Linked DNA regions of Homo sapiens: region 1 is linked to region 2. Evidence: chromatin loops called from intact Hi-C (ENCODE). Cell type or tissue: OCI-LY7. All regions are shown on one strand.

The links. A loop is a pair of places that touch in the nucleus more often than their neighbours do. Peaks named below come from ENCODE experiments on the same cell type or tissue, not always from the same donor. Only the 100,000 strongest peaks of a DNase experiment are listed, where the experiment ranks them.
Region 1: a loop joins it to region 2, with 5 times the contacts of the local background. A loop is called at or near these places in 13 of 110 quality-filtered maps.

The regions. Positions count from the first base shown.
Region 1 is chr11:129,764,032-129,772,031 of GRCh38, reverse strand. LOC124902793 (a long non-coding RNA gene) reads left to right here. Exons shown (of 2, transcript XR_007062952.1): 2 at 4,593-8,000. Among named protein-coding and RNA genes, the nearest start is that of TMEM45B, 48 kb to the left of the region's middle. RefSeq lists an enhancer at 4,584-4,878. In OCI-LY7, CTCF peaks have their summits at 444 (motif pointing left), 4,495 and 4,694 (motif pointing left); a DNase peak (open chromatin) is centred at 4,711.
Region 2 is chr11:130,129,018-130,137,017 of GRCh38, reverse strand. APLP2 (amyloid beta precursor like protein 2) reads right to left here. Exons shown (of 17, transcript NM_001142276.2): 10 at 7,812-7,970; 11 at 6,852-6,980; 12 at 3,290-3,389; 13 at 1,303-1,455. Among named protein-coding and RNA genes, the nearest start is that of ST14, 27 kb to the left of the region's middle. In OCI-LY7, CTCF peaks have their summits at 1,087, 1,300 (motif pointing left), 4,378 and 4,593; a DNase peak (open chromatin) is centred at 4,577; H3K27ac peaks cover 2,699 bases.

The DNA.
Region 1 (8,000 bases), 360 kb after region 2:
TGAGAGGAACATGATTGGAAAATTGGTGACAAATTTAAGGAAGAGGTATATGGACAGATTTCTCTGAGTGCGCAAAACACATGGTGATATTTGTGTCCCATGTGAATACTCACCAAAGGGAATTTTAATAATCAAGTGGACAAGATGACCCATTCTGCGGATACTGATCACCCTTGTTTCCCAGCTACCTCTGTCATTGCCTAATGGTCTCATGAACAAAGTGACCATGATGGCAGTGATGGAGGTTATGCTTGGTGAAGTAACGTGGACTTGCACTCAACAAGGCCAATCTGGCTTACAGCCACTGCTGAAAGTCCAATCTGCCAACAGCAGAGAGCAACACTGAGTCCCTGATATGGCCAACATTGAGCAGAGACCAACATCAAGTCCCTAGGGTGATCATGCAGCCACCTGGTGGTAGGTTATGTGGGGACATTTTCATCATAGAAGGGACAGTGTTTGTTCTTAATAGACACTCTGGATATTTTTTGTCTTCCCTGCACACAATGCTTCTGCCAAAACTACCATCCATGGGCTTATAGAATGCTTTATTCATCATTGTAGTAGTCCACATTGCATTGTTTCTGATCAAGGAACTCACTTTACAGCAAAAGAAATGGAGCAACGGACCCATGCTGGTAGAATTTGCTGGTCTGATTTATGTTCCCCATCATCCTGAAGCAATTGGCTTGATAAAACAGTGGAATAGCATTTTGAAGTCTCAGTTATGACACCAGCTAGGTGGCAATTTCTTGCAGGGGTGGAGTGAAGTTCCCCAGAAGGCTGTATATGCTATGAATCAGTGTCCAATATAAGATCTTGTTTCTCCTACAGCAAGTAGCACTCACAGGTCAAGAGATCAAAGGACAAGAGTGGGAGTGGCACCACTCACTATTACCCCGAGTGACCCACTGGCAAAATTTTTGCTTCCTGTTCCTGACTTTATGCTTTGCTGACCTAGAGGTCTTAGTTCTAGAGGAAGGGATATTTCCATTAGGAAGGGATATTTCCACCAGGAGACACAATAATGATCCCAAGAACTGGAAGTTAAAGACTTCCACCTGGCCACTTTGGGGTCCTTATATTTCTCAATTAATAGGTAAAGAAGGGAGTTACAGTGTTGGCTGGGATGATTGGTCCTGACTACCAAGGGGGAAATTGGACTACTATTCCACAATGGAGTTAAGGAAGAGTAAGTATATCCAGAATACAGGAGATTCCTTAGGGTATCTTTTAGTATTACCATGCCCTGTGTTTTATGTCAATAGAAAACTACAGCCTGACCAGGCAGGGCTACAAATGGCTCAAACCCTTCAGGAATAAAAGTTGAAGTCACCCTGCCAGATAAAGCTGAGGTGCTTGCTGAAGGCAACGGGAATACAGAATGGATAGTGGGAAAAGGTAGTTGTAAATACCAGCCATGGCCATGTGGCCAATTACAGAAACAAAGATGGTAATTGCCGTGTCTATTTTCTCCTTATTTTGCCATAAACACATTTGTGTGTGTATCTTTGTTATCCTTCTGTTCTTATTCCCTTATCATGTAACATCAGATGTATTTATAATATTTTATATCGTACTATTTAAGTATTTTTAATTTAATTTTTTTTTTGAGACAGGGTCTGGCTCTGTTACCCAGGCTGTAGTACAGTGGCACGATCTTGGCTCACTGCAACCTCCGCCTCCTGGGTTCAAGCCATCCTCCCACCTCAGCATTCCAAGTAGCTGGGACCACAGGCATGCACCACCGTGCCTGGCTAATTTTTGTATTTTTTTGTAGAGTTGGTGTTTCACCATGTTGCCCAGGCTGGTCTTGAACTCCTGAGCTCAAGCGATCTGCCTGCCTTGGCCTCCCAAAGTGCTGGTATTGCAGGTGTGAGCCACTGCACCCAGGCAAGTGTTGTAGGATATCAGAGTAAACATCTTTCAAGGATTTTACCTCCTCATCTGGGAAATAAGTTACTGTGTGTTTTTTATTGTATCCAGGGTAGTATTAAGGTAGGTGGAATTATGACCTATTATTTTCATTTGGAGAATAAGTTTGGTTTGAGGAGATGTGTATAGGTGCCAAGTTGACAAAGGGTAGACTTGTGATAATAAATTTTATGTGTCAACATGACTGGGCTATGGGGTGCGCAGGTTAAACATAATTTTTGGTGTGTCCATGAGAGTGCTTCTGGATGGACTCAACCACTGGCTGAATTACAGCACTGGCCTTCCTGGGTCTCTGACTTGCAGATGGCAGATCATGGCACTTCTTAGCCTTCATAACTGTGTGAGCCAATTCTTCATATAAATCTCTCTCTCCCTCTAATGTATTTATATATGTAAATATAGTTATATGTTGCCAATATATTTATATTGGTAAAATACTACATATTTACATATATAAATAATACATATACTGGGTATGGTGGCTCACACCTGCAATATATTTTATATATATAAATATATATAGTATAATACTGATAAATACTATATATATATATATATATATCCTATTCCTTCTGTTTCTTTGTAGAACTCTGACTAATACATGTGGGTTAATTTCATTAAATTTGGAAAAAAAAATGGCCATTTCTTTCAAGTATTATTTTCCTCCCTTCTTCTGGATACTCCAGTTATGTATATATTAGGCTACTTGATATTGTCTCACAACTTATTGATGCTTTGTTTAGTTTTCTTCTGGCTTATGTTTTCTCTCAGTGTTTAATTTGGATAGTTCCTATTGCAATATCTTCAAATTCACAAATCTTTTCTCCTATAGCATTTAATCTGCTGTTAATCCTGCCAATGTATTTTTCAGTTCAGTTACTGTATTTTTCATTTCTAGAAGTTTACTTAGGCATTTCATTTTTCTCCTGACCATACTCATGCTTTCTTGCACTTCTTGAATATATGGAGTGAATTTATAATTCTTGTTTTGATGTCCTTGCCTACAAATTCTAACATCTGAGTCATATATAGGTCTATGTCTATAGAATGATGTTTTTTTCCAATACTGGGTCTTATGTTCCTGCTTATTTGCATACTAGGTAATATTTTATTGAATACCAGACATTGTACACTTTATGTTATGGGGTGCTGGATTTCTAAACATTCCTTTAGATACTTTACTTTTACACTGAGGGCTAATTTGGCCCCACTGAGGCAATATGCTTTTGAGAACTGTACCCGATGCCCCACCGTATTAGGAGATCTTCCCAAACCGGCTAGGGAAAACACTATTTCTGGTCCTGTGTGAACTCCTGAAATTGTTCTGCCTACTCCTCTCTGCTGTTCTTTCCCCAGCCTCAGTAGTCTCCTTACACAAGCGCATAGCAGTACTCAGCCAAAGTCTTGAGGGACTGCTCTGCAGATCTCTGGAACCCTCACTCTCTGCAGTTCTTTTTCTTTGATACTTTGCCTCACAAATTTTTCTCATTTTGCCCTGCTGGAACTCTGAACTTTGTCTCCTTAATCAGTGAGACTGTTGGACTCTGTTTTGGTTTCTTTTTTCTGTGGTCAGCCTGGAAATTCTCCAGGCAGTGAGCTGGGGGTACTTGCAGGGCTGATCTCACTTGTCTTTCTCTCAGGGATCACAGTCTTGCACTGCCTGTTGTCCAATGTCTGAAAACTTTCACTTCATATATTTTGTCCAGCTTTTAGTTATGTAAGGAGGGAAGGTACATCTAGTCTCTATTATTCCATCATGATTAAAAATAGAATTCTGTTTTGGTAAACAGCTTTCATCTTGTTTAGGTAGCTTCTCTCTATTCCTATGTTAGTTAATCTTTTTTATTAGAGTGCTGTTAAATATTAGAGAAATACCTTTTTACATTCATAAAATCATGCGGGTTTTCTTAATTTATAAATGTAATGATTTAGGTAGATAGGATTCCTATTGTTGAATAACTTGCATTTCCGGAAGGAATCCTCATTGGTCAAGTATTTTACATTATTAAAAACAGTAACAAAATGACTGACGTGATGGTAAGTCCCTGGATGACTGGTGTGTCACCTTAAGAGCTGCCTGTCTGGATTGGCAACATCCCAAGGGATTCATCACAAAGATTGGCCTACTGGAACTTAAGCAGCAAAATGAACTTTTTTTCTAATAGAGCTATTAAAAATTCTGATGGGCTGTTTGACAATTTAAAGGATTCTTTTTTACATTTAGAAGCATCTTTTCATTTTTTAGACTGATTGAAGTTGTCCCACGATGCCCTGATGCTCTTCTTGTTTCTTTTCATTGGTTTCTTTCTCTTTGTATTTCAATTTGGATGGCTTTTATTGCTGTTTTCAAGTTCACAAATCTTTTCTTCTTAGTGTCTAATCTGCTGTTAATCTCATCCAATGTATTTTCATGTTAGACATTGTAGTTTTAACTTCAGAAGTTCAATTTGGCTATTTAAAAAAAATCTTCTATATATCTACCAACACGTTCAGTCTTCTAAATTTTTGAGCATATAGGATACAATTATAATAACTATTTCCACTAATTCTATAGTCTGTGTCATTTCTGGGTTGTTTTTCATGTTTGTTTTCTCTATATTAAGGGTCATATTTTCCTGTTTTTTTTTTTTTTTGCATGTCTGGTAATTTTTTATTAGATGGAAGACATTGTGATTTTGACCTTGTTGGATGCTGCACCTGAAGGTGGAGGAAGAGGAAGAGCCTTGGGGGCTACCATTCTGGCTGGAGAAGCGGCACGAGGCTCCCTCTTGTGGATGCAGCAAGGTAAGAAAGTAAAGTGGATGTTCTCCTCTGGAGCAAGCGGCCTCCGACTCTGCCTGTGGACTGAAACTCGCACTTGCATGCTGTGGCTTAGCTGAGGGCTTGTAGCTCAGGACAGAGGCAGTGATGGTGACAAAAGCAGGGGAGTGATACGGGAGAGGTATAGCCCCAGCCCCAGGACACAGCAGATCTCAATATTGGGAAGGGAGGAGTTCAGTATCAGTAAAGTGAGCCATAAGAGAGACAGGAAAGCAGCCTTTGCAGACAGAGGTGGAACCAATTGAAAGGAGGAGGGGAGCTCCTTGCAAAGAACGTTGCAGGTAGCATCTAGAGGCTGTGGGGATCATTCTTAGGCCATCCAAGAACTCTGAGAAGATTGGGGGGAAGCTGGAATTTCACTGTGGTTGCTAGGATGGGCTCAAGCCCGAGGCTATTTTTATTTAAATGCCATTATTTTTGTTTTTATTTTTTGATATTAACCCTGTCAGGTTAGTGAGCCTAGAGAATACCTGTTATAAATGAAATATAATTCTGAAATGTTAATGTGTGGGAAGGAACAAGTAAGGCTTGAGAAATATAACCTGGGCATGTAATGATGCTAGAGAACTTACAGTCTTTGCCTGAAAGTTCTGGATGCACAAAAGTCCCTTATTGTCATTTTATTTATTTACTTAGTTCTTACTGAGATTGAGACAGTCTTACTGTATAATGCCTAAAGATCTCAGGTAAGAGTGATACTAGCTTTTTTTCCCTATTAGTTTCTTTTTCTTTTCTTTCTTTTTTTTTTTCTTTTTGTTTTGGAGACGGAGTCTCACTTTTTCGCCCAGGCTGGAGTGCAGTGGCGCTATCTCGACTCACTGCAAGCTCCGTCTCCTGGGTTCACGCCACTCTCCTGCCTCAGCCTCCTGAGTAGCTGGGATTACAGGTGCCCGCCACCGCGCCCGGCTAATTTTTTGTATTTTTAGTAGAGACGGGGTTTCACCGGTTAGCCAAGATGGTCTCGATCTCCTGACCTCGTGATCCGCCCACCTTGGCCTCCCAAAGTGCTGGGATTACAGGCATGAGCCACCGCGCCTGGCCTTTTTTTTTTTTTTTTTTTGACACAGAGTCTCACTCCGTCGGCCAGGCTGGAGTGCAGTGGCACGATCTTGGCTCATTGCAACCTCCACCTCCCAGACTCAAGCAATTCTCCTGCCTCAGCCTCCCGAGTAGCTGGGATTGCAGGTGTGTGCCACCATGCCCGGCTAATTTTTGTATTTTTCGTAGAGACAGGGTTTCACCAGGTTGGCCAGGCTGGTCTCAAACTCCTGACCTCAGGTAATCCACCCCCCTCGGCCTCCCAAAGTGCTGGGATTACAGACGTGAGCCATCATGCCCAGCCTAGTTTCTTTTAAAAAAAAAATTATTTTATTTCCATAGATTATTGGGGAGCAGGTGGTGTGTGGTTACATGAGTAAGATCTTTTTTTTTTTTTTTTTTTTTGAGACGGAGTCTTGCTCTGTTGCCCAGGCTAGAGTGTAGTGGCGCGATCTCGGCTCACTGCCAGCTCCACACCTCGGGTTCACGCCAACTCTCCTGCCTCAGCCTCCTGAGTAGCTGGGACTACAGGGGCCCGCCACCACACCCAGCTAATTTTTTGTATTTCTTGTAGAGATGGGGTTTCACCATGTTAGCCAGGATGGTCTCGATCTCCTGACCTCGTGATCCACCTGCCTCAGCCTCCCAAAGTGTTGGGATTACAGGCATGAGCCACTGCACCTGGCCACATAAGTAAGATCGTTAGTGGTGATTTGTGAGATTTTGGTGGACGCATCGCCTGAGCAGTATACACTGCACCCAAATTGTAGTCTTTTATTCATCACTCCCTTCCCACCCTTTTTCCCTGAGTCCCCAAAGTCCACTGTGTCATTCTTACGTCTCTGTATCCTCATAGCTTAGCTCCCACGTATGATCGAGAACATACAATGTTTGGTTTTCCATTCCTGAGTTACTTCACTAAGAATAATAGTCTCCAATCTCATCCAGGTTGCTGTGAATGCCATTAATTCATTCCTGTTTATGGCTGAGTAGTATTCCATTGTATATGTATACTGCAGTTTCTTTATCCACTCACTGATTGATGGGCATATGGGTTGGTTCCACATTTTTACAACTGAGAATTGTGCTGCTATAAACATATGTGTGCAAGCATCCTTTTCGTGTGATGACTTCTTTTTCTCTGGGTAGATACCCAGTAGTGGATACCCTAATATGTTTTCCAAACTCTTAGATTTCTCTTCTTCTTAGGAATGCCGATTATTCTTTGGTTTGCTCATTTAACATAATCCCAGACTTCTTGGAGGCTTTGTTCATATTTTCTTATTCTTTTTTCTTTGTCTTTGTTGGATTATTTTGAAAACCTTGTCTTTGAGCTCTGAGGTTCTTTCTCCTGCTTATTCGCTTCTATTGCTGAGACTTTCCAGAGCATTTTGAATTTCTATAACTGCATCCGTTGGTTCCTGAAGTTTTGATTGCTTTTTATTATATGCTACCTATTTCATTGAAAATTTCTCCCCTTACTTTTTGTATTTTTTTTTTATTTCCTTAAATTGGGCTTTGCCTTTTTCTGGCACCTCTTTGATTAGCTTAATAACTGACCTTATGAATTCTTTTTCAGGTAAATCAGGGATTTTTTTTGGTTGGATCCATTGCTGGTGAGCTAGTGTGATTTTTTTGGAGGGTATTAAAGAGCCTTGTTTTCTCATATTACCAGAGTTGGTTTCCTAGTTCCTTCGCATTTGGGTAGGCTCTGTCGGAGGGAAGGTCTAGGGCTCGAGGCTGTTGTTCAGATTCTTTTGTCCCACAGGGTGTTCCCTTGATGTAGTACCCTCCGCCTTTTCCTAGGGATGTGGCTTCCTGAGATCTGAGCTGTCGTGATTATTATCTCTCTTCTGAATTTAGTCACCCAACAGGTCTACCAGGCTCTGGGCTGGCACTGGGAGTTGTCTGTACAGAGTCTTGTGATGTGAACCATCTGTGGGTCTCTCAGCTGTGGATACCAATGCCTGCTGTGGTGGAGGTGGTGGGGGGTGAAATGGACTCTGTGAGGGTCCTTAGTTTTGGTGGTTTAATGCACTATTTTTGAGCCGGTTGGCTTCCTGCTGGGAGGTGGCACTTTCCAGAGAGCATCAGCTGTGGTAGTATGGGAGGGATCAGGCGGTGGGTAGGGCCCTAGAACTCCCAAGAGTATATGCTGTTTGTCTTCAGCTACCAGGGTGGGTAGGGAAGGCCCATTAAGTGGGGGC
Region 2 (8,000 bases):
TTTTAGGGAAACTGGGAGATGCCTGCACTATTTAGCTTAGCCCACATAATTATTTTTCTTAGAAAAAAGTGAAAATTGAAGTTAAGTGTTGGTTGTGGTTTGCTGACAGGGAGATAAGGTCCTAGTTCAGGTATATCCAAGCTGCCCCGACCCCCAACAAGCACATAAGAAGTTGTCCAAGCATGGCCACCCGACAAACCCACAGAGATTTGGGGATAGCATGGTGCCTCTTCATCTACCACCCCAAAAACCCACGGAGATTTGCGGGTGGCATGGCGCCTTTTCATCTATCTGCCACTTCCTCAGATCCTGTTTTATTTCTGGAGAGTCAACTGCTCTGGGATCGCTAGTTTAGAAAGCATTTCCATTAAGGTCTGAAGGCTAAGCTGGATGTACCTCCATCCCCCCACCCCTAATTTGATGCCTTCCTGAGGCCTCTGTTCCAGTGCTATATCCAGTCAGGTCTGTGACTGCAGGACCAGATCAGCTTGGATTCGACCCCTGACTCTCCACTTATAAGCTACATGACCTCGGGCAAGTTACTTAATCTCTTTATACCTCAGAATCCCCACATGGGGACACTCGACTACCCACCTGCGAGGGTTACTGTGAGGATGGAGAGCATCCGCTGAGATGCTTAGCTAAAGCTGGCATATAACAAGGACTACGGCATAGCTGTGGGCCATTCTTATCATTACCCTGTCAGCAGCAACAGCAACAAACAGAACTGATGAGGGGGACGGCTCTCAGGGCACTGGTCTCAGCAACTTGTTTATTTCTGGAGCAGACTCACAGCTTTTAGAGATCCTCTTAGACACTGAGAACCAGCAGGGGAATAGAGGAAAGAACGTCTGCCTAGGACCCAGAGGAACAGCTTCTTATCCCCACCTCATGTCAGAGATATGACCCACGCCAGCCCTGTCACCTCCTCAGCCTCTCCAGCACCTACCTCCCAAGACGGCTGGGCAAAGGTAACACCATAACAGGAAGGCGCTGTTTCAACTGCCAAGTGCCTCCCCCATGTAAGGAAGTGCACAAGTTGGAAGAAGTGGGGGTTTGAAGCCACCCATCTTGAAATGGGAGAATTAGTCTTAACTTCATGGTGACATTGACACCAATGATTTGAAAGCATCTAGCAGGGTCCTTGCACACAGTAGGCGCTCAATGAATCCAGTCTCCCTTCCCCTGACTCTCGCAGGAACACCATCTCCCAACTCAATTTGGTTTTCGAAAAACTGACTTCAATTCTCTCATTTTGTCCTCCCCCTGCTGCCCAGAAGTGGCACCGTCGCCCATACACACCTTCGTTCTCAGGTAGGGCTGGGAAGGGGTGGAAGGGGTGGAACGGTGGGATCTCCTCACTCTCCTCAGAGCTCACCCGGACGTCCACAGGGGTCTCTGAGATTGAGGCAGTGAACTGGTCCATATCTGCACGCTGCTCCTGAAGGAGCTCATCTGATGAAGACAGGGCAGGGGACAGAAAGCAGGCTTCAGAAGGGCCTGGTGTCCAGGCACAGGATGCTCTAGAGCTCCAAGACCCCACTGTGGCTCCCAGTTCCTGCCTGAAACACCTTCCTTGATTCTGTGGCACCACAGAGCCCCAACACCAGGGACCCCAGGGCGCCGTCCCAGGCACCCCTGCATCCACCTCCACACTCCAGTTAAGTGGTATCCACAACTCCACAGATTTTGGGGGTTTAAAAAATTGTACATATTTAAGGTCTAAAATATAATGCTTTGATATACATATACACCATGAAATGATTTCCATAGTCAAGCAAACACACACATCACCTTCCAGAATTACTTTTTTTTAAAAATAAGAATACCTCAAATCTACTCTCGGCAAATTTTTAGTATATAGTACGATATTACTAACTACAGTCCTCATGCTGTCCATCCCATCTCTAGACGTATCCACCCCACGTAACTACAACTACCACTTCATACCCTCTGACCTACTTCTCCCCGACGCCAGTTTTAAATACTGACCATATACCATGACTCCCAGGCCCGAATCCTGGACCTACTGCCTGACCTCTGCCTCACCTAAATCCTACATCCCCACATAACATCCAACAGAAATTTCTATCTTAACATGTATCAAGAGAGCTCCGGATTTCCTTCTCCACCTCAGTCAGCCATGGTACCACCATCCCCGAGCTGCTCCCAGTGGAACCCTAAGTGCACTTCTTGATGCCGCTCCCCCAACCCCACACGCAGCCCTGGGCGCAGCCCCACACACTCCCACCAGAACACATCCTACAGACCATCCCCAGCTGTCCCTGGGGTGCTCCTTCTCCTACCCCGTCACCCCTTCAGTGCATACTCCCAACAGCTCTCTCCTGAATTTCTAAAATCGCTTCCTGGCTGGTTTCTAATTTTAATCGACTACACACAGCAGCCAAGTGAGCTTTTAAAAATTCATAATCCAGATCTAGTCTTTCCCTAGCTGAAAATCCTCTAACGGCTTCCCATTATCCTAGAATAAAATCCAAACTCCTTGATTTTGCTGAAATTTCTTCCTCATCTGGTCCCTGCATACTTTGGCCACATCCCCTTTGCTATGTTGTAGCCACACTGATCTACTCAAATGTGATGCCTGACTTCCACCTGGGGCCTTTGTAGCTGCCGCTCCCTCTGCTACCAACGTGCTCTCCCGCTGTGATCTTACCATTCGGATCTCAGGCCACCGTCCCCAGAGGCAGCCGCCCCGACTGGCCACTCTCTAGCACTCTGCCCGAGTTTTCACACTGCACAGCACCTATCACCAGCTGACACTTATTTTCTTGTTTTACTATCTGTTTTTCTCTTATCAACACATCAACTCCAGCAGGTACCATCTGCTCGTGGACCATTTTACTCTGTGACACGCACGCAGCAGCCATAATAAAACTTGTTGAATAAATGAAGAAGATAAAGACCGGGAGAGGAGGAGGTGAGAATTTATATAAAATCAGGTGCTTGAAATAATCAGAACGAAGGAGGAAAACGGGAACAGGAAACTCGTAGTCTCTTGCAATTTCACACCCCAGATATTCTTCCGCTAACAGAGTGAAGGTCAGTGAAGCCCGAGGCTCCATGGCTCACAGCCAGTGCACCTGTCCTTGGTTCCTCCTTCACCTTGCCATGAAAGCTCCAGTGGACTCCAGGCTTCTGAAGCCAGGATGTGCTAATGCCCCACTTCACCGGCCTTGCTTGCTCATCTCTCTCTACTCTTGCCCAGCTTTCACTCCTGAGCCTCTGCAAGAAGTCCCGTATGACCTTGACACAAAGAGCTGGTACCCACCAATTTCCTCTTGAATTTCTTGGGCTACATAAGGTACTTTGTAGAGCAGAGAGAGGCTTTGGTTCCTCCTTTCTTCAATCACGTGGAGATGTGTCATCACCTGGAAGCAGAGTTATGGTGGAGAGGTGTTGTGACTGAAAACAACTAGGCCAGGAGGGAACTTGCAGCTGGAACATCGACACAACTTCTGGAAAAACCACTTTACAAAGCATATTCTCTACAGAGTCTAGCAAAGCAACTGGTCAGGGGAAATGTATTAATCCTCACGCCATATTTACTGACTGCTAAAGTATAAGAACGTGTTCAGCCTGGGCGTGGTGGCTCACACCTGTAATTCCAGCACTTTGGGAGGGTGAGACAGCAGGATCACTTGAGCGAAGGAGTTTGAGACCAGCCTGGTCAACATGATGAAACCCTGTCTCCACCAAAAATACAAAAATTAGCCAGGCATAGTACTGTGTGCCTGCAGTCACGGCTACCTGGGAGGCTAAGGCTGGAGGATCACTGGAGCCCAGGAGGTTTAGGCTACAGTGAGCTATGACTGTGCTACTGCACTCCAACCTAGGCAACAGAGCAAGATCCTGTCTTAAAAAAAAAAAAAAAGACTGTATAATTCCCCCAGCTGACATGAGAATTTATCTGGAAAGTGCTCCAAATTAAGAGACAATTTATTTAAAAATGGCCACTAGCTACTGGATTTTCATACAAGGCACTTACTACTAATTATATTGAGCCAAAAAAAAAAAAAAGAACTCTAATTTGTACAATGCCGAATGTTCAGTAAGGTTTTGCTGAGTGAAAGAAGAGTCAGTTGATTTCTACCACTGGTCAGATTAGATGGGATTAAAAAAGACTGAAATTACTGGCTGAAAAGCAGACTTGGCAACAGAGGGAACCATTATGGATTTTGCTTAGTGAAGCAATTGCTTAAATGATTATTGTGGTAAATAAAGAATTAGTTTATTCCTATTTAACTAAATTGCTATTTTTTGAAAAACTCATGCTGAGGTATAAATAAACCTGATTTTAAGGGGGTGATAAAGGAAGACTCATCTACCGTAGCTCACTGCCTTTTCTGAATGCAAAAGTTCTAAGGTTATTCATTATTTAAAAAAAAAAAAAAAGGCCATTAGAAGTGGTCACTATTTTTACAGTTTTCCAGGATGGAAGTGAAAGGTGACGGGCTAGCATCCACCCCAATGACACGGCGAGGTGTGTTGCTGTAGCTCCCACAAGCTTTTCAAGCTAAGTCATCCCCGCCTGGTTAGACCTGCAATTACCAAGCTTTTCCTAAAGAGGGTGCTGGAAACCAGTGGATTAATTATGTGGGCCTGAAGCCATTAACATGAAGGATCAAAATGAAAAAAAAAGCTAAATGGAAAGATGCTTTTATTGTAGACTGACATCTCTCTGACCTTTCAAAGCAAGGATGAAAGCAATTTAATTTTATATTTGCCATTCTGTCAATCAAGGAAAGCACAAGAGTGAGTGCCTTGAAGAAAAAATGCAAATGAAGCCAAAATGCAACACCCACGGGTTCAGCAAGTGTTGTCCTGCTACACCTCCCAGAGGAACCGGGAGCCGTGTGAGACAGGAAGGTTCATACACTCACAGAGGACAAGAACCACAGAGCGGGAGACTGCAAATTAGTGTCTCTACAGCAAACCATTGGCTATAGTATGGGGGTAAAAGCACCATCTCACTCATATCCAGACAAGCAGACATGGCACAAGTTACAACAGGCTGAATATCTGCAAATTTTTCTGGTGTTTAGATAACAGAATAGGGAACAAGGCAGAAGGTAAGCTTTGCCAGAATTAAAGCTAAGAGCAGGTAGTAAGTAGCAGACAGGAGAGCTGGGTTTTCTCCCCAAAGGTGTTTAAATGGGAGCATTCTACTTCCCACATTACTTGGTGTGGAAGCTTGATCTCACTTGCAGGAATTCTCTATTAATTTAATATACTGATCAAAATCTCTCCTTCCCTTCTACTCTCACACAAAACTGGCTAGAATACAACACGATAATTTAATTTTAAACCAGAAAGTTTGGAAAGTGATTAAGTCTTTTCAAAAAATCAAGTAGACCCCAAGAGCCTAGGCCCTGTCAAGATGCATGCGTTTTCCATCCAGGCCTCTTGGACTTTCTCCTCTTCTGCTACATCCAGCGTGAAGCAAAGTCCTGAGCTCCAGGCCCACACCAGATGCCCCTTAGGGTCTCCAACCCAGCCCCTTTCCACGTTCTTCCCACTCTTTAGAAGCCTGAGTTCTTTTATTCCCCAAAACAACCAGCTTCTGAAGTGAACTCTGTATATCTAAGAACACCTGCTCTAGGCTGGGAGTGGTGGCTCACACCTGTAATCCTAGAACTTTGGGAGGCAGAGGTGGGCGGATTACCTGAGGCCAGGAGCCCAAGACCAGCCTGGCCAATATGGTGAAACCCCGTCTCTACTGAAACTACAAAACTTAACCAGGTACTGTGGTGGGCACCTGTAATCCCAGCTACTTGGGAGGCTGAAGCAAGAGAATCATTTGAACCCGGGAGGCAGAAGTTGCAGTGAGCTGAGATGGTGCCATTGCAACCCAGCCTGAGTGACAGAGTGGGACTCCATCTCAAACAAACAGACAAAAAAACACCTGCTCTTCACCTTTACAGTTATTATCTCTACACTAGCGTGTGAGCTGCTCAAGGGCACTCAAGGGAGTCAACCCGGCAGCACTGAATGCCAGTGTGGAGTCTGGCACTGAGACAGACCCCCAGCTCCACAAATGGAGCAGCTCAGCTCCAATACTCCAAAGGCCTTTAGGCCTTTAGGCACATTACCTTTTCATCTTCACACTCATAGCAGCTGTGGGGAAGGAGGGTTTCTGGGCTGACAGGCCAGCACCCGTGCAGTAAGTGAGCCCATGTACCCTGACACTCACAATCAGCACAGCACTGTATTTACAATATGAGAGGAAATCAAGTAAGATCAGCGTTGTTACTATAAGGCCCTCTAGGAAAACTAAGGCTGAGCTAGGAGACTTCCTGGTTTAAACGGAAGCTAGCAGTCTTGTAGGCAAGCTCATTTTTATGAATACAAAAAAGTAAAACTCAAGTTAATATATGAACAACACCAATATTAGAAGTAGGAACCAGAAACAAACCTCTGTAGATGAAAGTAAAGCTGGACAAAACCTAGGAATGTAAAAGTGTCTGTCTAAACAAAAACTATACTGCACAAAACAAGAGACCAATTTTTAAGATCTGCTTGATAAATATACCTAGAAAAGGATCTTGAATATTGGTTCTGGCAATACCCTAAATCAGAAATAAATGATATAAAAAATTCAGAAATTGTTTAAGTATAAAGCAGTTAATATAAAAAAGTATTTAAAAAGATGTTTTAAAAACAGTGACCTTGCAAAAACCAGTTCACGTACCGAATGTCTTCGGAAATCAAAACTCATTTTCTAAGGACTAGTAGCAAATGCAACTAGCAGTGCTGGTCAACCATTAGTCAAGGCATTATGTTCCCCACTGGAAATGCCCTCACGGCAGCAATTTCTACTACATCTACTGTACCTGGGATTTCATCTGGGCCGCCTTTTCTGGGTCAACAGCCAACACATGCTGGTAATGACGGATGGTATGTAAGCGATCTTTGTTCTCAGCACGGACATAACGCCGTAAGGCCTGGAGAATGCGATGAGGCTGCAAGAGAGAACAGTTGTTTTAATATCCAGAGACTAGAGAATTGAAAATAGGCAGGAAAACAAAAGCTTAAAAAGTTCACTTAAGAATGTAAAGCTCAGCTAGGCACAAGAATGAAAGCTGTAACTGGAAGGCTTTTTTAGCTTACCAAGTAACAAAAAAACTGTCTAGGTAAAATAGCAAAACTAAGTTCCAAAGTTATACTGGCTCCTTAACATACAGTATTTTCCAGAATCTCCTGCCCACTCCCGTTCTCTTCTGATCTGTCCTTTTTCCTGGCTCAGCCTCTGACACCTATAAGCTAGATAGTCTCCTGTGTCACCCAAAGAGAGAAGACTTTAACCGGCTTACTTAAGGACACAAATATCCTCCCAATACTTTCCATCCCCCAAAGCAAGGCAGGTTAGTGTTAAGGGACAAAATCATTTGAGACCACTCACACAAGAGTTTCAGAAGAAATTACTTTACCCCTTTCTTCATAATCTTATTTATAATGTAACTTGTTCAAAAGTCTTCATGAATAGCATGTTTTCATTCTTTGAAAGGAAGTTCAATAACTGGATAATTACCCATCAATTTCGCGAGGTTATACTTTTCCAGCGTAAAACACTTTCACATCACAGGTGGTATACGCAGGCATAAAGCGATGTCATGCTTAGCTTATATACACAGATATTAGAATGTAATACCTTTTCCTCCCTCATCATCTTTCCTTAGCTTCAGCTTTGCCAGAACTTGTCATACAAATGTCACTTTTACTGACCTGAGTGTCATACATTGGTCCCCTACATATACCACCTCAGGGCAGGCAGTGCTAGGGGCAGGACTCACCCGTGGCGGGTCAGACTGCAAGGCAGCCAGGTAGTTCTCCAGAGCCATCCGACGGCGGTCATTCAGCATAGCTTCCACTCGGGCCAGGTGGGTCTCCACCAGCTGCTGCTTCTCACTGGCTGCTTCCTTCTCTAAAGCTTTAACCATGGCTTGGAAGTGCTAAACCAAGAAAGCAGGAACCACACATGA